Linked DNA regions of Homo sapiens: region 1 is linked to region 2. Evidence: chromatin loops called from intact Hi-C (ENCODE). Cell type or tissue: MCF 10A. All regions are shown on one strand. Each heading gives the region's core, and the rest is flanking DNA. Links, peaks and the distances in the headings are about the cores only.

What was found. Peaks named below come from ENCODE experiments on the same cell type or tissue, not always from the same donor. Only the 100,000 strongest peaks of a DNase experiment are listed, where the experiment ranks them.
Region 1: a loop joins it to region 2, with 4 times the contacts of the local background. A loop is called at or near these places in 6 of 110 quality-filtered maps.

What each region holds. Positions count from the first base shown.
Region 1 is chr4:143,390,193-143,407,626 of GRCh38, reverse strand. All of the region lies in intron 1 of GAB1 (GRB2 associated binding protein 1), which reads right to left. Among named protein-coding and RNA genes, the nearest start is that of MIR3139, 55 kb to the right of the region's middle. RefSeq lists enhancers at 2,707-2,786, 2,797-2,916, 3,037-3,096. In MCF 10A, for the core only: a CTCF peak has its summit at 8,084 (motif pointing left); no DNase peak of the experiment used is centred there.
Region 2 is chr4:143,202,997-143,210,996 of GRCh38, reverse strand. USP38 (ubiquitin specific peptidase 38) reads right to left here. Exons shown (of 10, transcript NM_032557.6): 5 at 7,431-7,589; 6 at 4,771-4,964; 7 at 1,340-1,433. Among named protein-coding and RNA genes, the nearest start is that of USP38, 22 kb to the right of the region's middle. In MCF 10A, for the core only: CTCF peaks have their summits at 3,190 and 7,987 (motif pointing left); no DNase peak of the experiment used is centred there.

The DNA.
Region 1 (17,434 bases), core at 3,809-11,808, 190 kb before region 2:
TTTTCTAGCCTTGTGCTATCCGAGCTAACTTTAGCTTAGTAATATAAACAAAAGAATACACTGAAAATAATGCAGAACAATGCCTAGATCTAAGCTTTCAACTGTTCCATAAACTTAAGATATTAGAGTTTACGTACATTGCCTGGATACAACAAATTAGTTGGAAATAAAACAATTTCATAAGAGGAAAAAAATCAAATTTGACTCAGAAATACTATACTAGCTAGGGAAAGAGTTCAGGAATTTTGAATTCTCAGTAATAGTGCATATAATTTACTTGTTGAAATTACTGCTAAATTAATGCCTACCTCAAAGCCTAGGCATAAGCACTACATAAAATAAACAAAAAGCCAAAAAAAAAAAGCAATGACAAAAACCCCTTAGTATTTAATATACATAGGTGGTTCTTAAACCTTTTCTGGGTCATAGACGGCTTTGAGCATCTGATTAAAGCAATGAAAACTTTTCTTAGAAAAAAGGTATATAGGTAATATTGTATAGTTTCAAGGTTTCACAGGACCCCTGTTAACACGTTAAGAACCCTGAAAATAGGACTTGACTTTAATACATCTTACTACAGAGACAATTTGGTATGAGGCTGGTCTGCCTTGGACCCCAATTAGGTAAATTTATTTATTAGGTTCCACAGGAAAGTATGTCACCTCATGGCTGTATTAATTCTAAATACAGCACTGTGGGGCAAGCTAAGTATATTTTTACTTGAAAGTACCATTTCACTTCTGTCCTCATATTCCCAATTGTTGGGGCTGTGCCCACACTCTAACTCTGGTGGTTTTGCAAACTTTCTTACCCTAACCAAGAGGAGACGGAAAAAGTGAGAAACTGGCTGGGAGCCAAACAAAGTTAAACATGCAATGTTCCATGTGAGTCGGATGGTGCCCTGGGGTGACCCACAGCTGTGTGTACTGGGAAGAAAGGCCACTGGCCTTGGGTCCACTGGATCTCACCCTTTTCTTACCACCATGTGCAGTCAGAGTCAGTGAGCTCAGGTCAGGATGTGGGCAGAGGAAAATCGGGACACAGAGTTCACTCCATCTTTTGAGACTGGCTTTTGGCCTACTTCTGGCCAAGGCTCTGTTAGTTGGAGTTTACATGCAATCTGGCCAGCTAAAGATTTGGAACACAAGTTGCAGCTAGTGAAGAACAAGTCTTTGGCTCATCTCCCTAAGAACTTGCGGAGGCAGAGGTGGTGCAAATGTCCAGGCAGACTCCTGCCAGTCTAGCTGAATACAGCAAAAAATGCAATAAAGAACCATGAGCACTGCCATGAGCTCCAAAACATGTCCACAGTCATTGAGCCATTAATTCCATTTCTACGACTCTCACCTAAGGAAATAATGAAAAAAAAAATGTGGCTAAATACCTAGGCACCAAAATTTTCAGCACAGTATTGTTTCTGTAAGTAAATATTTGAAATGATCTAAATATTCAGTAGAAGGTAGGATGATCAACTATCCCAGTTTTCACAAGACTATCCTCGTTTTAGCTCTGCAAGTCCCACATCCTAGAAAATGGCTCAGTCCTGGGCAAACCCAGATGATTAGTCACAGTAGGAAACTGAGTAAATAAACGATGATATACCACCATACAGGAGTCTTACACAGCCATCAAAGTGATGCTTAGGAATGGCTTTTTTTTTTAAAGAGTTTTTTTTCTCCCCATGGTTTGCAAAATTCCCAAAATACTGAGAGATCATGGCAAGAAACTCATCTTTTCCATTTGGAGTAGATGGAATTTGGTGTGAAGGAATATTGGCAACACCTTTCTTTCTGCAAATTCTGGCTCCCCTGTCACCTCGGCCAGGTCAAGCTGACTACTCCAAGATGTCCACAGTACCTTGTGCAAACCTCCATCATAGCACTCTACCTTGGCATTTCAATCAACCCTTTGTACAACTGCTTTCCTCCCCCAAGATTCTGTCTTATTTCTCTTTAAGTGTTCAGCATAGTGTACAGCATGCAAGGACTTGGTGGTTAAAAGGCATGGGTGATAACTGTTGCCTGAATAAATGAACAAATGAATGAATGTCTTAATTCATTTGGTAATGATGCTGTCTCTGTTCTTCACTAACTTGGCCTTCAGGTATAATGGATGATACAACAAACCAATAGTGGGTTTTCTTATTGTTGTAAGAATTCAGCCATAAACTCTCAAATCTCCAGCCCACAAGGCTCAGTGAACAAAAAGTGAAACTAACTTAATCAGGGAATAAGTCAATTATGAACCCTGGGACTGAAACCGTGCCAATATGTTAATATTAGGAACCTACAACTTCACAGTGCCTACTATGAGAAGGCCCACACATTTCAGTCATTGAATATTATGTTAGCATTTTTATGTATATATACACAGTTACATAGTCTCTCTCTCTCTCTATATATCCATACATTTGTGTGTATGTGTGTGTGTAATGACTTCCCAGTCTCTCAGAGGGTAGAATGTAACGTCATCACAGAGAATAAGAACAAAATGGCATATGCTATGAAGTATAATGTCAATGTCCATTTGATGTTTAATAACGTCTTGTTTAAATAAAGAACAAGACCATGAAAAAATAAATATTGTTTATGCAGTAGAAAATTCATGTTATCTCTCAAATTAAAGACATAAAATTTTCCTGCACAGAGGCAAATTCTAATTGCAGTTTTGGAGCAGTGCTGTCCAACAGAACTTTCTGTGATAATGGAAATGGCTGTGCTGACCATCACAGGATCCATTAGCCAACATGTGACTACAAAACTTGAAAAGTGGCTGATGCAACTGAGGAACTGATTTTCTAACTTATTTAATTTAAATTTAGCCACATGTGGCTAGAAGCTATCATATGGACAATGCAGTTGTTTTGTTTTCAGTTTTGCAACAGTGTCTCGCTCTGTTGCTCAGGCTGTGTGCAATGGAGCAGTCATGGCTCATGGCAGCATCAACCTCCTGGGCTCAAGCAATCCTCCCACCTCAGCCTGTCCAGTAGCTGGGACCACACGTGCATGCCACCACGCCTGGCTAACTTTTCAATTTTTTGGAAGAGATGAGGTCTCAGTGGGTTGCCCAGGCTGGACAGTGCAGTTTTAAAGGATATTTCTTCAACTTAAGAGACAAGCAAGATCAATTGCTGAAGCAGGTACAGCTTTAATAATAAAATCCACAACAAATATTTAAATTGTGTAATGCTACTGTAAGCAGTTGTGCCTGAGATCCTAACAAGCATGTGGGTCTATTTCCTAGTTTCACTGTGTTCCACAAACTTACTCTACCCTAAAAATGTGTCCCATATGTTGTTATTGTCATGATTAGGAAAGGAAATGGTTGCTTAAATAAAACTGATCATTAATAAAATACGCCAATGACAATCTAGAATTTTTCAATGAAAATTTATCTTCAAAAAATGTACTGATTCTAAATTCCATTTCTTGTTCAGCTATCCAATCCAAAATAATTATTTCTGGGTTAGAACTACTGTTTTGAATTTCCAGCAAAACAAAACATTCCCATTTTCTTTTCTTAGTTTCTTATGAAACATTCACAATTTACAACAAAATAAAACACTGCTATATTAAGATTTGGATCACTGTTTAAAAACAACACTTTCACATTAAGAACTAAAGGGAAAGCACTGAAGTGTTACAAATCAAATTTCAAATTTCCATAATTAGATTTATATGTAAAAAGCCAAAATAACGCTTAAATATCATTTTCTTCTTAACATAAATCTCAGTCTAAAGCTTCCAGAACAAGATATATGGCAATGAAAAGTTTCTTTAGAAAGACATCCTTCCAAAGAGATAAATTATGCCTTCTGGAGCTACTGACTATAAACTACATTAAGTCCAATAAGCAAGAATGAATAACTTCATCTAAAGAGAAGGACTAAGTACAAGGTTGAATGCAAGATAAAAATTATGGCACAGATAATGAAATCAAGATCTCTGATGCAAACGTGGAAGGCTCAGCCCAAGTGCCAATAATGACATCTTCCTCTTTCCCCATGAGGGCTACGGGTGTCACCCTTTCATAAAACACGATTCTTGGAGGAAAACGATTCTTCATGCATGCACCATGCAGATAATGATCTCACCATACAAGAAAGACGATTGCCTATTTATTTCTTTTTGTTTTCAATAAATCCAAGTGCCATCTTGCCCATTTTATGGTGTTTTGCCCCTAAAATGAGCCCAGCTTTCTTTTTTCTGTCAACTTTTCATCTCCCTCTACACTACCCAAGCCTCATAACCTTCGGTCAACAGGAAATAGATACAATGGACTGAAAATAACAGCGGCTGTAAGGATTTGTATTGTATATGCATGATTTAATGCTTGAGGACAAGGAGAGAAGTGTTGAAGGAAAAGAGAAAATAACTAGCTACTTCTGCCAGAGAAATAACAGTGCCATCTGGCAGGACCCAACTCATCTTGAGCTCCAAGCAAAATTGTTACCAGTTCATAAAAGCTTAAAAACAAAAAAAAAAGAAAAAAGAAAACAAGTACACTATGTATAGTAATACAATCACCCATATAGATAGATTAGATAGACCATGTGCAGTTGACACAAGATAACTTACACACTCATCTGCTTTCAACATGTTAGAAACCCAGTGAGACAACCAGAGTCATTCAGAAAGTGCTGGCATCTGAGGTAACAGACAACAACCGACTGTGTCTGACTTGCCAACTTGGAAGTTCACTAAAGTCTGTAAAAGCTAAAAATAACCACATAAACATGTTTACAGCAATTTAAAAATACAGGATCTGCACTGTCTTCTAAATATAAACCTTCAGTTTGGAGCACAGGGATTGGCTTTGGGTTTTCAGAGATGTCATCTGGACATCCCACATTTCACCACAGAATTTCACATTTCAGTATTTTACTTTACATATCCAATTGCTGGTATTTAACTAGAACGAAGAAGGGTAGAACAGGGAAAGGTGAACAGGAAAGGAAAAGATGGTACCTATTCCCCTATTTAATTAGAGGGCTTCAAAATACCACAAATCTCCAACCCTTTGTGATGGGACCTGACCTTCACGAAATTCTGAAGGAAGTTATTTGGCCTGTATTTTTCCACTCAACACATCCCCTCTCTAATCCAGTGATCTCTTCCCCATTCCTCATTCCTAAGACTGTACATGCTGGTGAAATAGAGAAAAGGAGACCAGAAGTCAAGTGGAACACAGATATATATGCTATGAACACAGATAAAAGTCCTCATATCCCAGCTGGTACAGAAGGGTAGGCATGTTAAAGACAACAATTCTATTTATTGTTCTGTTCCTGAAAAAGCTAGATAATTCTAAATCAAACACAGGGAAAATTTTCCAACTAAAATCCATAATGCTTCAATCAACCTGGATCGCCTAGGGCAGTTATACTAAGATTATTAAGGATTCAAAGGAACATTTTATTAGTGTAGACAAAAGCCTATTTGGTCTCTATAATTTATGCGAAGTTATTCTTAGATATTAATTTTTGGATAGCATTGGTTTAAATTTTATCTCGTCTTTAATTCTAAGAAATCTTAAAATTCTAGCAGCTGTTAAAGAGAAAAAAAAAACCCTGCAAACATAAACTTAGCTTATACTTGTATATCATAAATTTTAAATGTCTGTGCCTCTTAAAGTACTGTGGTGGAGTCTATTATTTCTGAAGGTTGCCCAATATCCAAGGAAAGTGTTCTCCAGAAAAAAATCATGTAAGCTATATGGGCATTTACTTTAACAAATTTATTTTAAATAAATAACTAGCAACAACGTCAACTGAAAAGTGAAGGCGAAAATTATACATAATCTCGCCAGCATCAAAAAATCTATTTCTCCATATTCTCATCTAATCTTTATTCATATCATACATACTTTTAAGTAGCTAGTTTTTAAAATAAGGATGAATGTATCTTTGGTTTCAGGAGCCATACAACCTTCTGAGGCAGGTTTAAATTTTTAATTCCTTAATTTTCCACCTATTGTGACTTTTTCCAAGTCTTGCTTACCATGCTAGAATTACGGAGGGAAAGGTGAAGTCCTAACTGAAATGCTTCCTGAAACCCATAAAGAAAATGCATTTCATGATTATAAAAACACTAGATATTTATTTACTTTCTAACTTAACACAGCATCCCCAAAACATTGTAGCATTTAAGATATTTAATTATCACTCAATGAATGTTCTGTTAGGCCTTGCCCAATCTGGTACAGAATGCAGTTGATGCTCTAAGCAAATAATGACTAAAACAAATCTGTATAATCCTCTCAACAGAAATGTTATCACCTTGTTTACCAACAATTGCAATCTCACAGTGTGCAGAATGATTTATTAGATCTAACAGATGAATAATTTATTCCAAAAAAAGATCTCTTGATATTTCAATTTATGTTAAGCATTGTAACCTGAAGACAGTCTCAGAAAAAAAATTAGCTTAACTCCTAGGCAATTCAAGTGTTTATACTTTAAAACTTTACTAGACAATCTACTTATAGTTATCTACAAAGATAACTGTTCCAAACTAGAGAGAAAGTTGAGAAAACAAAACATCCGTAGTTAAAATAAATTTTATGATATAAAAAAGAAATAAAAACAAAAACACCGTTCTGTATTTTGTTGAATAACTGACCACAAAGAGGCAAAGCAATGACTTTTTTTTTTTTTTTTGTGATGGAGTCTTGCTCTGTTGTCCAGGCTGGAGTACAGTGGTGTGATCTCAGCTCACTGCAACCTCTGCCTCCCAGGTTCAAGTGATTCTCCTGTCTCAACCTTCTAAGTAGCTGGGATTACAGGTGCATGCCACCACACCCAGCTAATTTTCTGTATTTTTAGTAGAGATGGGGTTTCGTTATGTTGGCCAGGCTGCTCTTGAACTCCCGACCTCAGGTGATCTGCCTGCCTCAGCCTCCCAAAGTGCTGGGATTACAGACGTGAGCCATCGCGCCCAGCCAAGCAATAACATTTTCATTTAAAGATTCTGTAACCCCAGGTTGGCTGAAGTAAATACATTTTTGGTAACTGGATTTGATTCTTGCTGGAGCAAAGATAAAGGAAGAATTAAAAATAAAAAATAAAAAGTCTTCAGCTAGCCTCCCTAGACATGGCATAGATTAAGAAGGGGAGCTTATTCTCTCACAAGTGAAGCCCCAACTCCAGCTCCATATGGCATTCTAATCATTATGAGCTGTTATAAGGAATAATTAGAAATAAAAACCACCCAGCATTAGCCATCAAGAATTTCTTCCGTTTCCTTTCACAGCCTAGTCTTTTCACCAAATGGCTTAGGAGGCAGCCATAACCACCCCCCTTTTCACACTCTACCATCCAGGCTCTTTCTCTTTGCTGCTCTGTTCTCAAAACTTGGACATGTGCCTGACAAAAAGTAGAGACTCAGGCCAGGCACAGTGGCTCACGCCTGTAGTCCCAGCACTTTGGGAGGCCATGAAGGATGGATCATTTGAGATCAGGAGATCAAGACCAGTCTGGCCAACATGGTGAAACCCTGTCTCTACTAAAAATACAAAACAATGAGCCAGGCATGGTGGTGCACACCCGTAATCCAAGTTACTGGGGAGACTGAGGCATGAGAATCACTTGAACACCCAGGAGACGGAGGTTGCAGTGAGCCAAGATTGCGCCACTGCACTCCAGCCTGGGTGACAGGTGAGACCCTATCTCGAAAAAAAAAAAAAAAAGAGCAAGACTCAATTTAGTGTGGATGGGTAAACAAATGCTCCACGTAAGATAAACCCTATAGGGATCATCATTACAGTCATCAATACACAACTAAGTGTTCGTTATTAAGTGGTTCACTGGTAGACATACCAGAAAAACCATAAAAAATTACTATGACAATGAATTTTAAAATTACCATTTAACTTGTGGAAATATGTTTATATTTTAAATGTAAAAATAAGACTGCTAAAAATCACTTTGAGTGCCCTTATAAGAAGGATGAATGAACAGAAAGACTTCCGCCACAGTATAGAGAAGGAGCAGCAAACATGTCATGTAAATGTATACTGGATGCAGTGTATTGATATGGGTTTCTTTTCTTCTCTATTCTTTTGTCTGCCCCCTAGTGGAGTGTTTATGAGCAGGGAAAATTTCAAAAAAGGCAAGCACTGCCAACACGTGGGAAAACAAACAAAAACACAACAACAATATAAAACACAAAGCACAAAGAGGTTACCTGTAGTTTGAACTGCAAATCAGTCACTCAAAAATAGAAAGGTTACTTGTGAATTCCTATTAAACCCTTTTGTCCTAAAGCCAAAACTTTTGTTTCAACTTAGGTAGGTTTAACTATTTCCTTGTGCACCTTTGGACTTTTGATCATTGCCTTTTAAGGAAAAGCTGACATCTTTGATTGCATCTAGGTAGTATATTGCTTTCTTAATATTTAAGAAGACAATTTACTGGCTGCTAGTTTCTAGACTGACATGGTCTGGCCACTTTACTTTTGGTTTTCAGATGTCCTAGACGTGAATAACTAAAACAAAATCATTTCCATAAAGACAACTCTGAAAATCTGAGAAATCATTTCCACAGTATTTCAAAATCAAAGAACAGGTAAAGTAAAAGACACAATGGTTCAGTGATGGCAGGTATGGCTGTGTGACTCCTATCAGAAAGCACACTCATCTAGATGGGGATCTTTCTATCTAGAAAGGGTATGGGTTTTGTCTGTCTCTCTTCTAAACCAACTGCCCATTTTACTTACTTACTTTTTTTTTCTTGTAAAGATGAGGTTTCCTCATGTTGCCTAGGTTGGTCTCGAACTCCTGAGCTCAAACGATCCTCCTGCCTCAGCTTCCCAAAGTGCTGGGATTACAGATGTGAGCCATAGCACCTGGCCAGCTGCCCATTTTATACTGGAGTTTTATACTAACATATACAGTTATTTAAATATGAAGATAACAGACACTACAACTAATTTATGTAAACAACCAATCAGATGACCCCCTCACCCACCTACCCCCTACCATGATTAGTGACATATATTTTCAAGACAGCCGGCCAGGGTTATACAAATGACACACACTGAAAAAAACATCAGAAAACCATCCCAAAAGGGAGATACAAGTAGTGGATATAGTTTCTGGCCTTAAATGATCCACTATTCTGTTTCTTGATTTCTAGAGCAAACAGAATGTGTAACTCATGATTATTACAAACAAAATGATTTGTAGAGGCAATTCTAGATTTTCTCTCATATTTAAGTACTTGAACATATAAAACTTCCCCCTGCAACAGCAGAAATTCTGCTTCTAAAAACTGTGTAAAAATCAAATGAGAGATCCATACAAAAAATATTCTGAAATGAATAAAGGTACTAAAATAAGCAGAGTTTATTTGCTTAATTACCATTTTAACACCCTTCATAGAAGTGCATTAGTATGGTAATTTTGGCAGGTTCTAAAAGCAGTGAGCTTCCAATGATTCATGACTACATCTTACATGTATATAGTATCAGCTTATAACACCCTCACCAGCTTTTTCATGGAGGAAAGAGAGTAGTCTGAATCAGAGTAGATGAAGTATTCAAAGGTTTATTTTAATAAGCAAATGCTCAGGATATAGGAACCCAGGACTTGAATTTGTCTGTTCTCAGACTGCTGTGAATGCTACGGAAGATGGGAGGCATGAGGAATGAGCCTACATCTATCTTCCTCTGTTCATTTATCTTTTCCCTTTGGACAAAACCCTTCAGCCACAGGAAGTATCAAGGAAGACAGAATAAAACTCTTCTGCTTCTAAGTCCTTTTCCCTGTCTCTGCCATTGCTCATATCTCCATTAGAAAGGCAAGAAAAGTCAAATTTCATGCAGGGACCTTGGAAAGATATATTTTAATTATCAAGGTTCATATGTCAGGAGGAAGAAAGTGGGGGAATTTCACAGCTCTCTATACTTGGATATGGATGCTTGGGTTGATTTTTAGCCCTTGTCTGTTTTACTGCCAAAGTATTTATAGAGGGTAAAATAGCTCAAATAATTTGTTTTCTTAAAATTTACTATATTTAGGTAATGACATCACCACTAAGTTTTAAATACACTAACATTATGATATAATCCTTAAAGTATGTTTATACATATAATTTAATGTTTTGGAGTCTGTTCAAATTATTCATTAAAATGAGTAACAGGAACAAAACAACGAAGCAGCAGCTGTTTCATCTGTACATCTGATTTGTAGCATGTAGTGTATTTATAGTTAAATAGAGCAAAATGGGCTACTCAAAAGAATTGTTCCCACTCCCAAATAATTAACTATATTGTAAAAATGCCTGCAGTATCATTATTAAAGAATTAAGTTTATACAAGCAGGATTAACCTTTTTGTGTGCTCTGAAATTAAACTTATAGCATTAATCACAATGTGTAATCATTTTTTTGTTTGTTTTTTGCTAGTTTTGGTAGCATCTTGTCTTTCCAATCAGACTATAAGCTACTTGACGGCAGAGATCTTGCTCAAGTCACTACTGGTCCACCAAGCTCCTGTCACATTAGATGAAATAGTAGGTGCTAAATGCAAATATTTACATTAAAATATTCCATCTCCCTGCAAGAGATTATCAAACTGTACAGAACAGTTTATCAGGCAACACGATCACCCCAACCCAAGTTCTACCTACCTTCCCTGCTGGTTATTCTTCTCTTACCCCTCCCTGCTTTACCTAACCCCCACTCACTCTCTGCCTTTCTCTGTGTTTGGGCAGAAGTGGGAGCATTTATTCCCTGTGCTTCCAGCAGGGGCTCCTTACATCCCTGACCACTGCACCCTTGAGTGGCCACTCTTCCACTGCCTCAGTGCTCAATAAGCCTGTGTACAGTTTTTAAAATTAGTATTTATTATTTCTTCCTCTGTCCCTCAACCCCAAGAATGTAAACCAGCCCATAATACCATAAGTAGTCCATTCATTAAAGTATGCATTTGAACCATCTGGGCTGAATCCAGTCTCTTATCAGGACACTGAAAGAGAAACCCCATATTTCCAAATAATATGCTTATATATGACTTACCTCTTTTAGATCTACTGAAGTCCTGTCTTGACATCTCACTTTCCTGCTTTATCCCAATATAGTGGCACCACATATTCCAGTCCCTCAACCAGAATGACATTAAGCCACCCGATCGAGCTGCTATTTTTAATCAGTCTTAGAGTGCATCTTCTAGCTCCTTGGAACAATCAGTTTTCATCCTTTCCCCCCATCTCTCCTCATGCCCTTCCACTGCCTAATTTCCATCTGCTGTATCTATAGTTTACATTTTCAAGGTTTATAACATTTACAGTCTGTTCTGTAACCAGCTTAACTTTCTATTGTTTTTCACTCCAAAGGGTGAGTTAAAGAGCTTAAAACCAATAAACAGCATTTACACTATCATGGCCATGGATGAGTCTTTCCTTAAGGTCCCAAGTAGGGCTAGGAGTACATTTGCTTCTCTCCTTGTCCAGAGTCAGGGTCACTACCCCATGCCATTCGGCGGAGAATGCTCCTAGGGTCAAGTTTTAGTGGATTCTCCTTTCTTCACCTCACCAACTACCTTTATCAGATCTTCAACTTTCCCCAAGCCTCCCATTACACTTCCTGTTGTCCCCACCCCCTCCCCTTTCCTGGGTCCCCTCTGCTGGAATCCTCCCCACCTCATCCATATGCCCTCTCCTTCAACAGGAATGGGTGCTGACAAGACTGGCACACAAATTTCATCCTGCAATTTCCTACGCTGCTCTCCCGGGGGCGGGGGGCGGTCCATCAATCTCGACAAGCTGTGCCTTCTTCTTTCTTCACTTACTCCTCATTTTGTTACCCCCAAGTCCTTAGAAAGGGTATGTGGAGGGATATGCTTTAAAAGAAGGGGCACAGCATAATGGCTAATAACAGAGTTCTATAATTCACCTCATTTAAAAGAACATGGTTTCAAAACTTCATATTTATTATAATGCCCTTTTATAATAGAATAAAGTGAACAACATTTTACAAGCTCTCACAAACATTTTAGGGAGAGTTACAACTAAAGGTCTTTAATTTCCAGAGTTATTTGCATCTAACAATCCTATCGTTCACCATTTAAGCTGCAAAAATACTAATCCACGAAAACATGGATTTTGTGTTCAAGGTCCCTTTTAATGTACTCAACTGTGTTATCTGTTAGATAGAACTCATTCAAATTTTAAAATACTCTTTTTACAAAAAGAAATAAAAAATGCCATCAACTGGCAATTTGTATGTCTCTGGAAAGGATAGTTCATTAAAAAATAAAGATTACATTTAACCTGTTCATTCATTCACTTATTCAAAAATATTTATTGAATATTTATTGAACATGTTCCACTGTTCTAGCCGCTGGAGGGATAGTGGTTCCAGAAACAAAACTGTCTACCTCAGCAAACTTAAATTTTAGTGGAGGAAGACAAAAACAAACAGGATTAATTTTAGAATTCTATAAATGCTAAAAATTAAAACTCAAGTTGATCTGAAAGTCCTAACCTTATCTAAACAATTCAAAAGACATAGGGAACTGTTATAACACTCTCATGCGTTTAAGTAGTAAACCACCACTATTCTTAACACAGTCCCTATGGGCAATGACAATGATCAAGCTCTTAGGATCAAATCCTGGTAGCTGTACAGGCTTGAAAGCCCTGCAATCTTGTCCTCTCAAACATCTCCATCAGCTAATAAGATGAGGTAATCAATGTGCAGCTTTACTGTGTAATCTTCATGCAAAGCCATTACTTGAGTCCCCTGGCATCATCAAATACCCATCCTAGAACACTCATCACTCCAGTCCAATATCCATCAACAGAATAAACAACCTGAGTACAAAAGAAGGAAAAAGAGAGAATGAATTACACTTCATTAAATTTTTTTCCTGTTTTTTAACCATCGTCTACATTTTGTAAATAATTAAGTTTGTCCTTTCCCTACTTGAAAGAACAAGCAGAATAAAGAAGTATTAAACATGAAGAAACATATTTAGGAACCCAAAAAATGTTTGATGATGATGATGAAACTAAGTGGCTAAGGGGTACAGAATTGCTTGACCTAAAAATAAAGATACAAAATATGATGCTTTTGTATACATGTGATCAGTTTTCTGAGGGAACACAAGTTACATATAATGTATATTCAGTTAATATTACTTGATGATAAAAATTTATTTCTGCAATAGAAAATAAACAAGTCAGGCTTTTCTTCAAATGGAAGCATTTAAATTGGACACACAGATTAACTGAGGTGGGTTCCCAAGGGAAGGAGGGATGTCAACACTGGACTTCCTTGAAAAACCTCCAGCTTCCCTTTTGATCCGAATCTTTCTCCTCTTCTGCTGACTACCTTTTTTTTGTTTTGTTTTGAGACAGAGTCTCACTCTGTCCCCCAGGCTGGATGGAGTGCAGTAGCACGATCTCGGCTCACTGCAACATCCACCTCCCGGGTTCAAGTGTTTCTCCTGACTCAGCCTCCTGAGTAGCTGGGACTACAGGCACGTGCCACCATGCCCAGCTAATTTTTTTGTATTTTTAATAGAGACAGGGTTTCACCGTGTTAGCCAGGATGGTCTCGATCTCCTGACCTCCTGATCTGTCTGCCTTGGCCTCCCAAAGTGCTGGGATTACAGGTGTGAGCCACAGCGCCCAGCTGCTGACTACCTTTCTCATTCCTGTTTCCCCTTCCTTCTAACATTATCTTCCACATCTTTTATTTCCACTTTATTTCTTCTTATGCTTGTCCTAAGTATGTAAAAGGATCTTTGTGCTGTTTTTTAAGTGTCATTTAATTCAAAGAGCTTTGATTGTCCTTTTCTTAAAAAGCAGCTGTGGTTACAGTTTTTTATGTTTTCAAGCATTTTTTTACATTTGACTATGGGCCTCTCTTTTCTTTTTTGGGTAAAGCAGGCACCATTAAAAAGAAAATGACCCTCCACTCTTGATGCAGAAATCAGAAAAATGGTCTTTAATAATGCGGACACTCACCACTGGAAAGCCAAAATTAGTTTACATGATCTTTCAAGATTTTTTCCAATGCAATAACAATTATTAACATTTATTGAATACTCATTAAGTACCAGACATTGTTCTATGCACTTTATACATTAATTTAATCCTCATCACAGCCCTATGAGGTAGGCTGTAATTTATTCCCATTTATAGATGAGAAAACGAGTCACAAAGACATTAAGTAACTTGACTAGGTCATACTGGAAATAGTAAAGCCAGGATCTGAACCTAGTAGTCTGGCCTCACCCAGAGCCTGTGCCCTTAACCACTTAACACTGTACTATTTGTCTATGACAGAGGACAGCAAACCTTTTTGTAAAGGGCCAGATCATAAATATTTTAGGTTTTGTAGGCTACACACATGGTTTCTGTCTCATATTCTTTTTTTTTCTTTTTTTTTTTTTAAAAAAAAAAACCTTTGTAAATGTGAAAAACCTTCTTAAACAGTATCAGGCCCACAGGCCATAGTTTGCTACCCTGGTCTACAATTTTATCATTTCATATGAGCCAGTCTAGTATTTTTCATCTAGACAAATTCAGACAGAAGCAAAACTGAAAGATTCAATGTAAGCAGCTTACAGCCCATAGTCCACATGAAACAGTAAAGAAAATGCAAAAATCAAAATCAAAGAACTGCAGGTACTTTGTGGACATATACATGGAAATATAGCCCATAGACATGAAAAAGGTACTGCTATCACTAATAGAAAGTAAAAATCTCAGTAAGCTTTAACAGCCTAGTATTTCAGAAGTAAAAAACCTCAGATATCCATCTTCTTTACAGATGGATAGCTATATACGATAGTAGTTGGGCCCAAGTACTATTGTAATCTACTGAAACTGATGTATAGTAACAGCATCTGTATACCACACAAATGCATTCTTCTTCAAAGTCCCTTATAAATACAAATTCGTTGTTGCATTATCAAAATATTCATTATCTTCAATGTCAGAAACTAAAGAGTAGGTTATTAACTATTAACTTAGGACTCCTGAGGAATTCAGAAATCATAAAAATATTAATGTCATCAACCCATATTCTTTCTGGTCATCTGGCAAGGTCCTACTCTTAACATGTCACCACCACCACTTACCACCCTCTTAAGACTTCAAAACTTTTGAAGTAAGTTTTGGTAGGTTTCATGTATCTTACCACAATTTAATTGTCTTTTAAAAATCAAAAGCTCTATTTCAACAATGCAGCAATCATTTTGATGAACGCTATCAGAAAGTAGAAATTTAAGCAATTTATATTGGCTTTCAACTCCACCACATCATATACTTCAATTGACAAATCCCCTCTCTCAGAAAGAATAACTTAGAAGAAAGCATTCTGATAGAATTTGTTCAAATTATATACTGTTAATTATTTTTACCATTTTTGTGGGGTAAAAATAAAAACTGGGGAAATAGACTCACTTCTACTTTCTTCCCTATTAACTTGGGACCATCTGTTTAAAATAACTGCAGCTATTTTTGGTAGTTAGGCAATGAACTACTTATAAAAACAAAAACAGATGCCTCCTCTTTAAGATCACTCCGTTATCAAACATCTGAGCATTACTTGCACACAAAAGCATGTAGTGTATGTTACTTGTCAAGAATAAAATCGCAGATTTTAAAACATACCATGTGGCAGCTCAGGACATTATTTCATTTCTTATAATTGTTTTCAACAGTTGCTAAAAACACAAGAATAAAGTAACGTAAGGAGGTAATTCATATATGTATTTAAAAATATCTGTTATAACACTAGCTCTCTAACTCACAACTTGGCTGTCCTTAAGAATTTGGGCATTTCTTCTGCTGAGAAAAGTTGCTTAATAGTTAATTTTTACCTGAAATACTTTCTTCTGAATGCAGAAACTCGTGTATTTTACCTTTGTTTTTTCTTTGGCAACAGTGACAAATCAGATAATCTCAATGAATATCTATGCAGTTTTCCTCTTTACGTGGGACAAAGTTTATCTTTTAAAAAGAAAAGCCAAGATGAATGTTTTACCTGTGCAACTGCCCCCGCTTCTCTGTGCTTCTCTGTGCCCCCCGCCGCCTTTTTCTGTGCTTTGAAATAACTACCTTGCTCCCAAGAAAAAGTTTCTTCAGAAGCCAGTGTACTTTGTCCTTGCCAGGTCAGAGAAGGGGTTAAATTTATCTAACTGTAGTAAGCCTTTCTTGTTGCCCAGATGGCTGGCTGAGAGGAAGGAAGAGCATATAGCTAATTAGCATTCATTCCTTTTAATACATTCCCATCCCTTCTACTGCTTTTTGTCCACTCTTTCTTTTCTCCCTCAAGGTTTACCTTGATTTGAAGTTCAATACTTAAAAGACTCCCTTCCAAAAAATAAAAATAACACTTATGGGAGATATGTGCTATGTAGCACAAATTCTGTGTTACAGAAGCTCTTTGATTCCTCTTCCCCAGAACAAAGACATTTAGACTGTTACTTGAAATGTTATTTTTAAATAAATACATAATGGTTGCATTTATTAAGCACTGTGGGGCAGACCATTACCTGCTCACCCAAATCTGTTCTTCTGTTCTTCCACAATGAATGAATTGTAACTGAGCACATGGTCATCCAGGTAGAAATTATACCACTCAGCCTCTCTGGCAGCCAGATGTGGGCGGCCATGTGACTTAATTCTCCCCAGTGCAAAGTACATGGCAATGATGTGTGCCTTCTCTAGGACTGAGCATGAAGACATTGCGCATGCTGCCTCCACACTTCTTCCTGTCCCCTCAAGCTGGGACACAGACATACCTGCGACCTATCTTTGACTATGTAGATGAACCCTGAGATGTAGGAAGCATGGAGCAACAAGATGGAAGAAATCTGGGTGCCTGAATTTCTGCAAAGAACATGATTCTTTGCAAGCCTGGAATGCTTACCCTTTTATATGAGCAATATAAAAAAAGTTGTATGCCCTTTAATTCACTGTATTTTGGGGGCTCTTTGGCCCAGCAGCATAGGCTTAATCATAACTGGTATGAACACTATTATGTAGCACTGTTCTGGGTGTTTTACATGAATTATCTTATTAATGAGTCTCTGAGGAAAGTACTGTTACTATTCCCAGTTTCCAGGTGAAAAAACAAAGATTTGGAGGGTTGAGACAAAAGAGTAGTGAGGTTGGTAAAATAATCAACTGCAGGTCTCTATGATGCAAAGTCAAAAACCTAACCACTACACTAGTGTGCTTCCTAAAAAAAAAAAACAAAAAAAACCCTACTTATTACTTTACAAATTATCTCACTCTAATTGAGATTTTTCTTCGGTGGTATCTCTTATAAACCCAGAGCAGAAACATTATGAGCTCAAAATTAAGGGATATAAATTATATTTGGTTTGCCCACAAACACCCTTAATCTTATTATTAGCTGAACACCTAAATTTGTGTTAAACTCCAAAACTTTGAAAGAAATCAGACTGCAGGCCAATGA
Region 2 (8,000 bases), core at 1-8,000:
ATTTCGTTTCCCTTGGTCTTGATATGGTAAATTTAATTTGTGAACATACTTTCCCCAGATAAAGAATAATAAAAATATCTGAGTATATAACTACTCATAGGCCATTACTATCATCTCATATTAATCCTGTCTAGATTCTTTCCATTTAAGAAGTTATATTTGAGATATTTCTCAGCTTGTAGAAAGAAAACAAAAGCATTCCCATCAACTGAACCCCATCAATTCTCAACCTATTGTTTCTTCTGGTCCTAACTACTGCTCCTTTAGACCTCTGTGAGATAAAGGCAATGAAAGTAAAACCAGAAAAATAATAATATATATTATAAATAATGACATATATATTACTCATGTGTATAGGCTCAAAATCTAAACTAAAAGTTCTTTGAACATAAAGACTCTTTTTTTTTTTTGAGACAGGGGCTCACTCTGTTAGCTAGGCTGGAGTGCAGTGGCACGATCTCGGCTCACCGCAAGCTCCACCTCCTGGGTTCAAGCAATTCTCCTATCTCAGCCTCCTGAGTAGCTGGGATTACAGGCGTGTGCCACCATGCCTGGCTAATTTTTGTATTTTTAGTAGAGATGGGGTTTCACAATGTTGGCCAGGCTGGTCTCAAACTCCTGACCTCAAGTAATCTGCCTGCCTTGGCCTCCAAGTGTTAGGATTACAGGCGTGAGCCACTGCGCCTGGCCAAGACTCTTCTTTTAATGCTTATCACTGACTGCATATAGCGTCTCTTAATAAATGTCTGTTGAGTGAATATTTACTATATATGACCACCTTGGTGCCATTAACATAAATTAATGACCCCGGATTAATGTGTGGACATAAAAGATCACCACGAAATTTTAAGCTCTAGAACTTAACAGATAAACAGAACTGCAGAGATCTTTAGTTATAATGAATAGGTATACATAAGAAAAGAGAAAAAAGCCCAGGCACCACAATATTATTTTATTTGCTCATTATTGTACAAATCTACTAATTTAATATCAGGAAACAAAGATGCACTTAAAAATAATTCTTCATGAAGGAACTTATTTATTGGATAGGAAATCATATTTTCTTTGTAAAAATTTCTAGATCAATGGGTCAGCGTAATATTCAGCTACAATAATGGGAAGCAAGAGAAAAATATAAAAACTTAGGGCATATCCTGAAAATAAAAAAAATCTAGATATTTTAGGCAGGATCTCTTTAGCATTTCTAAGTGGATTTGTTATACTGGGTGAGATATCTATTATATTATTTCATCAGTTAAAAAGGTTAGGTATAAGGTAAAGTTTAATGAATATTACCACGCAGTTAACATAAACGTACTATATACACATACACACTCACCTGTGTATGGGCCAGAAAGGCAAAAAGATGCTGTAATTTTTTCATTAATGAATTGCACCCATTTAGATTTAAAGATAATACTTGTCTCCTGAAACTGAAAGAGAATATAATGATTTATATATATGTGCGTACAAACACATGCATTTATTAAAAGCTTTTTTTTTTTTTGAGACAGAGTTTCCTTTTGTTGCCCAGGCTGGAGGGCAGTGGCACAATCTCAGCTCACCGAAACCTCAAATGATCCACCCACCTCGGCCTCCCAAAGTGCTGGAATTACAGGCATAAGCCACTGTGCCTGGCCATTTAAAAGCATTTCTTAAAAGCTAAAAGCAAGTTAGTTCAAGAATTTATTATCCTTAAAGTAAAACTTCATTTACCTAATGGTCCTTTTCCTAAGGAAGTTATCTATCTAACAGTAAAGAAGGAAGGGAAGAATGACAATAAATTAACATTTACTATAAAGCCTGTTAATGGACTATGTGCTATCACATATTATTTCTATTTTCTGGATTAGCAAATACAAATAGGTTAAGCCATTAATTTATAAGATAAGTAAACTTAAATTCTTTCAAATCTTCATGAAATAAAAAAATATGCTGTCATTAAAACACACTATAAAATTAAAGTCATTTAAAGAATAGAGCGTGGGAAAAGGATAAACTACTCAAAAAAAAAAAAAAAGTAAAGGGACAGCTGGGTATCCATCCGGTAAAAAATGAAGTTACATAAGATTATACACCAATACAGATACCACAGGACTAATGAGCTAGATATAAAATACAAAACTACTGAAGTACTTAAAATAAAGAAACAAGAAATTTAGAGGGTAAAGGCTTTTAAAAGTCCAGATGCTACAAATGAAAAGTGGAAGACTGGAATACATAAAATTAAAAAATTATAAATAAAACACCCCACAAATTTGAATTGTGCCTTGAAAAAAGCATGTAGCAAAGGATGATTATCCAGAGTATATATAAAGCAACATGAAAACAAAAAAGACCCAACAAAAAGATGTACAAAGAAAAGAACAGGTTATTTGGAAGAGAAACACAAATGAATAAAGAAAAATAAGAGAGGGAAAAACTCTATAATTAGCAGCAATATGCAAATTAAGAGACATTTTTCTTCATATTGGCAAAAAATTAAAAAGGCTGATTTGTTGCTAAAGGTACAGGTTCTAGGTACAATCTTATATTGGTATCAGAGTTCAAAATGCTACAGCTTTTTTGGAGAGCAATTTGAAAGATATTCAAAGGATATTCAAAGATATGGAAAATATTCAAAGAAAAATCCTCTGTATCTGTATAAGGGCAGAGAGATGTTAATTATAAGCAAAACAACCTAATATTCATCAATAGGAGCATTATTAAATAAAGAAGTATTTATTAAATACTAATTTAACTTATTTATTAAATCTCATTAAATTAAATGAGTATTTAATAAATAAATGATGGCATACACATTTACTGGGAATGACACGGATCTGTATTGCCCCAATATGGGAATATTTCGAATACAAATTATTAAATGATAAAAGCAAGTGGCTGGAAAAGAATATATAAATAGGATTCTCTGCAAATTTTCTTTAAAAAATGCATTTGTTTTCATATTAAATACAAACATGCAACTGTACCAAAAAAGGTCTGGAACAACGTAACTGTTAACAAATTACCTTTGGAAATGGGAATGTCTGCTTTTTATTCTATATAAAATTTATTTTTAAACTATGAAGAAGAATTCATATATTACTTAAGAAATAAAATATGCTGTCTTCCCATTCAGAGATAATATTATTGGCCACTGTTCAATAAGAGATAACCTTTTATTTGCTCTTGCCGTTATAACTGCTTTGGTTTTTTGTTTTCTCTGTCATCTGTAAAAGGAGATGTCTGGACTAGATGACCTCTGGTGGTAAGATGGGGATTCTTTCAGTCTTATGCCTAGTATCACTTGTGTCTAAAGATATAGCTGCTCTCTAAAAAAAAAAAAAATTCCAAATACAAACAAACCAAAAAATTAAATGCTAAATGAAACCAAAAACACCTGAGTGCTGATATTATAATCTGGAGCCCAACAATAAAATAAAGCAAATTCTTCTCTCTCTCTCTTTCTTTCTTTTTTAGATGGAGTCTCACTGTGTTGCCCAGGCTGGAGTGCAGTGGCACAATCTTGGCTCACTGCAACCTCCGCCTCCTGGGTTCAAGTGATTCTCCTGCCTCAGCCTCCTGAATAGTTGGGATTACAGGCACACATCACCATGCCTGGCTAATTTTTGTATTTTTAGTAGAGACGGGGTTTCACCATGTTGGTCAGGCTGGTCTCAAATTCCTGACCTCATGATCCACCTGCCTCACCCTCCCAAAGTGCTGGGATTACAGGCGCAAGCCACGGCACCCAACCAAATTCGACATTTCATAGTTTATGATTCCTCTGGGCAGGCATAACAACTTGGAAAAGCTTAGAACTTAATTTGTAAACCTCTTTGGGCAAGTTCCATGAATAGCTTATTGGTAATCAGGAGAAAAATTCAATCATGTTTTTGTCTTCAGGAAAAGTTTATCGTTATTTTGTACCTTTGCAGATAGCATTCACATAACTAACAACTTCTGATTTCCTATTTGCTTAGGTGCAAAAGAAAATGGATTTGAAAGAAAATTCTTAAGAGGGGAAAGGAACATGTCTGTTTATACATGTGTTCAGTAATTATTGCCCTGGGGTGGAGCAGAACTTAAACTTCTCAAACAGCAACAAAGTTGTTGATCTGACAAATACCAAAATACTGACCGGCAGATAAAATTATATATAACTTCCCTCAAAACACGTATAGGTTAAAAAAAATTACAGTCTCACAGGATAACAACAATGAAGTACTCTAGCACACTTAAACTCTTTGGAATAGTAATTTCTTTAAAGTGGCATTTAAATGCAATGAATAATAAGCAGAATTAATGTTAACTTTTCTTTTTTTGAGACTGACTCTCACTCTGTAACCCAGGCTGGAGTGCAACAGCACGATCTTGGCTCACTGCAACCTCTGCCTCCTGGGTTCAAGTGATTCTCCTGCCTCAGCCTCCCGAGTAGCTGGGATTACAGGTGCCCACCACCACGCCTGGCTAATTTTGGTATTTTTAGTAGTGATGGGATTTTGCCATGACGGCCAGGCTGCTCTCAAACTCCTGACCTCAAGCTATCCACCCGTCTTGGCCTCCCAAAGTGCTGGGATTACAGGCGTGAGCCACCACACCCAGCCTAATGTTAACATTTTCATAGTTTCTGAGCACTAAAAGCAGTTTCATTTCTGAATAAGGCAATCAAAGTTAACATTTATGCCATTTATAAGGAATAATGTGTAGACAATTCTATCATCTTATATTTCATCAGCATGCATCAACTTCTACAGTTAAAATGAAAAGATTCAAGTTTAAACTTACTCTGTGGCCATAAACAAGGCTTGTATAACACTGTTCATATAACATGTATTTCCTAGGTTAATAAGACCAGTTTTCCCAGTTTCAGATTTTCCAGAAAGTCTAGACAAGCAAGACGCCAAAGAATTGGATTGAGAAGTCCAGGCACTTTGATTGAGAATTAACTTAATCTTCTCTTCACTGGGCTTAGGAAAATCCTATAGGTCATAAAGAAGAAAAACAGTTTAAAAGTAAAGTAAAAATTATTTTTGTTGTTAAATTAATTAACACCATTAAGAAGATTCTTACACCGACATTTGAACTTTCTTTTCCCCCACTTAGTTTTGAAGTAACTGGCAGTACTTGGCTAGTCATGAAAATATCAAATTTCACTGTATGGCAAAAATAAATATTGTCTAATAACAGATTTTATCAAGTTAAGGAATACTCAAAAGCTGGAAATTCAAGTCACATTTGAACTCTTTATGTTCTCTATATGCCAGCAAAATGTTTATAAAATAAAACTTTGGGGTCAGAGAATACACTGCAGTGCTATTCAAAGGCAGTAGAATGAAGACTTAAATTTTAGCACACAGTTAAACATAAGTAAACAATTTGTTTTCAAATTTTGTAATAAAAATGTCTCCTTTTCATTAAATACTAATATTTACTCAGTATTAACCCTTAGAAATAAAATCCCAAAGTAATTAAGAAATGAGAAATGAAAGCATCTATGCACAATGACCTTTAAGAAAAATAAAACTTAATCTCATGTTACCCATATAGAAAATTATTACAACATATGGATTTTTCTTATCAACTTTGTGAAGTATGAGATAACATTTCAAGTGTAAATTATTTCAAGCATGAATAGAGCACTGGAGAGTAAGGGAAGTTGGTAAAATCATTAGGGCTTATCTGGATTGCTATTAGCATCTGGCACTTAGACCTTAACAAACAAACATTTTCTGAAGGAGTTTCAATCTTCTCATTTTTGTTGTTGTTGACAGCTAAGAAAAAGTGCTTTCTTTGGGCTTAGAGCGAGCCCATTGTTTCTTCTGAGCCTATATGAGTTATCAGAATTTTCAACATGAAAAACTCTGATGAACTAAACAATGGCAATCAATTAACAAGTGCAGCAACTATCATCTATGGATCCAGGGACAATGTAGAAAGAGATTAATATTACCATCAAATCCACTTCACAATGCTCCTGAACATAATCTACTTCTGAAGTGTCAAAGTGTCACCCCAGCAATATACATTAATTGCTTAACAGTCTTTGTGTTCTGAGCTCAACCAAAATAAGTTTGATTTAGTTAATGATACAGTAAAAAGAACTGTTTTTAATCCACCTCAGATACAGAAGTAAAGATAATAAGACCTTTATGTTGAAATTCAGATCTCAAAAAAACCATCAATAGAATTGATTTCTAATAATTTCTGATTGAGTTTGGCTGAGTTCAGTTCTCCTATTCTTTTGCTATACACTGATTATGCAGTAAGTTTACTGAGAGGAAAGTATGTTTATTGTGATCCAGTCTTCAACACAAACAGAAGTGCTTTTTAGGCTAGGCACAGTGGCTCATGCCTGTAATCCCAGCACTTTGGGAGGATGAGGATCACTTGAGCCTAGGAATTCAAGACCAGCCTGAGCAACATAGTGAGGCCCCGACTCTACAAAAAATAAAAAGTTAGCCTGGCGTGGTGGTGTGCACCTGGAGTCCCAGCTACTTGGGAGGCTGAGGCAGGAGGGTCACTTGAGCTCAAGATGTAGAGGCTGCAGTGAGCCGTGATCATGCCATTGCACTTCAGCCTGGGCAACAGAGCAAGACTGTCCAAAAAAAAAAAAAAGTGCTTTTTAGAACCATTTCCATATAAAATTGAAACACAGTATAACTCCACAAATAATTCAAGTAAAGATTCGAAACATTGATGAACAGTCCACAGCAAAAATAGAATTAAAAAAGAGGCCAGGTGCAGTGGCTCACGCCTGTAATCCCAGGACTTTGGAAGGCCAAGGCAGGCAGATTACTTGAGGTCAGGAGTTTCAGACCAGCCTGGCCAACATGGTAAAACCCTGTCTCTACTAAAAATACAAATTAGCCGGGCATGGTGGCAGGTGCCTGTAGTCCCAGCTATTCAGGAGGCTGAGGCGGAAGAATCGCTTGAATCCAGGAGGTGAAGGTTGCAGTGAGCAGAAATGGTACCACTGCACTCCAGCCTAGGTGACAGAGCGAGACTTGGTCTCAAGAAGAAAAAAAAAAAAAAGATTAAAAAGGGGAAGAAATCAAAGTCAAATATTTTATTAAACTCCATTTCCTGTATTCTAAGATGTACTCTACATATACTTTAACACTTCTAATATTGGGGTGCAAATCTGATGTATGCATTAACTTAACGTAGCATTTCTTTTTAAACAAATTTCCCAAAAAGCTATTATAAATTTAAAGATATGCCTTATAATTGATGACACTGCAGAAATAAAGAAATATGGTTATTAATTTAGAATGGTGACTCCAGCAAGAAAGCTGTTACTCCCTAAATGAAACCTGATTCTAACTGCATTTTTCAAATAAAAAGCATATTACCATAAAATAGTAAATTGAGTAGCTGGTTATAAGAATGTTTCACCTTATTAATATAACACAACTCCACAAATATTGGTACAACTATCATCATACCTTTATTGCCTCCAGAATAGGTTCATAGAGATCTGGAAATCCAGAATAATGATACATCATACAGTGTATCAATTCTGTTAATTGTACTAAGAAGGCTGTACTTGAAGGCAGACCATCATTTTTGAAAGAATGAACCAAATTAACCACATGAGGAACAATCTGAAAAGAAAAAAGGATAAACAATGCTGAATTTATACAAATTGGTAACACATTCTCTAGCCTACAAACAGAACACAAACGATATATGATCAGCAGATACTTTTCTGTATGTGCAGTCACAGAGTTTTTCTTGTTATTAAGTTAAACATTTCTAAAATATCAAGGTAAATCTAGTTTTCGAAGTCGCATATGACTGTAATCTCATATATGACCCCTCTCCTCATCCTTACACACCATCTAAAACATAAACTAAGGTATAAAATAGGAATCTTAGTCATTGCCACCATTCTGAAAAATGCTGTAGGTTGAAATTGTTAGGGTTATTATATTTACCAGGTCATTCAATGGGAATAAACTTTTGAAAAATAATCCTGGAATTAGCTAAAGAGCTCCATCTAGTGTGAATCTAAA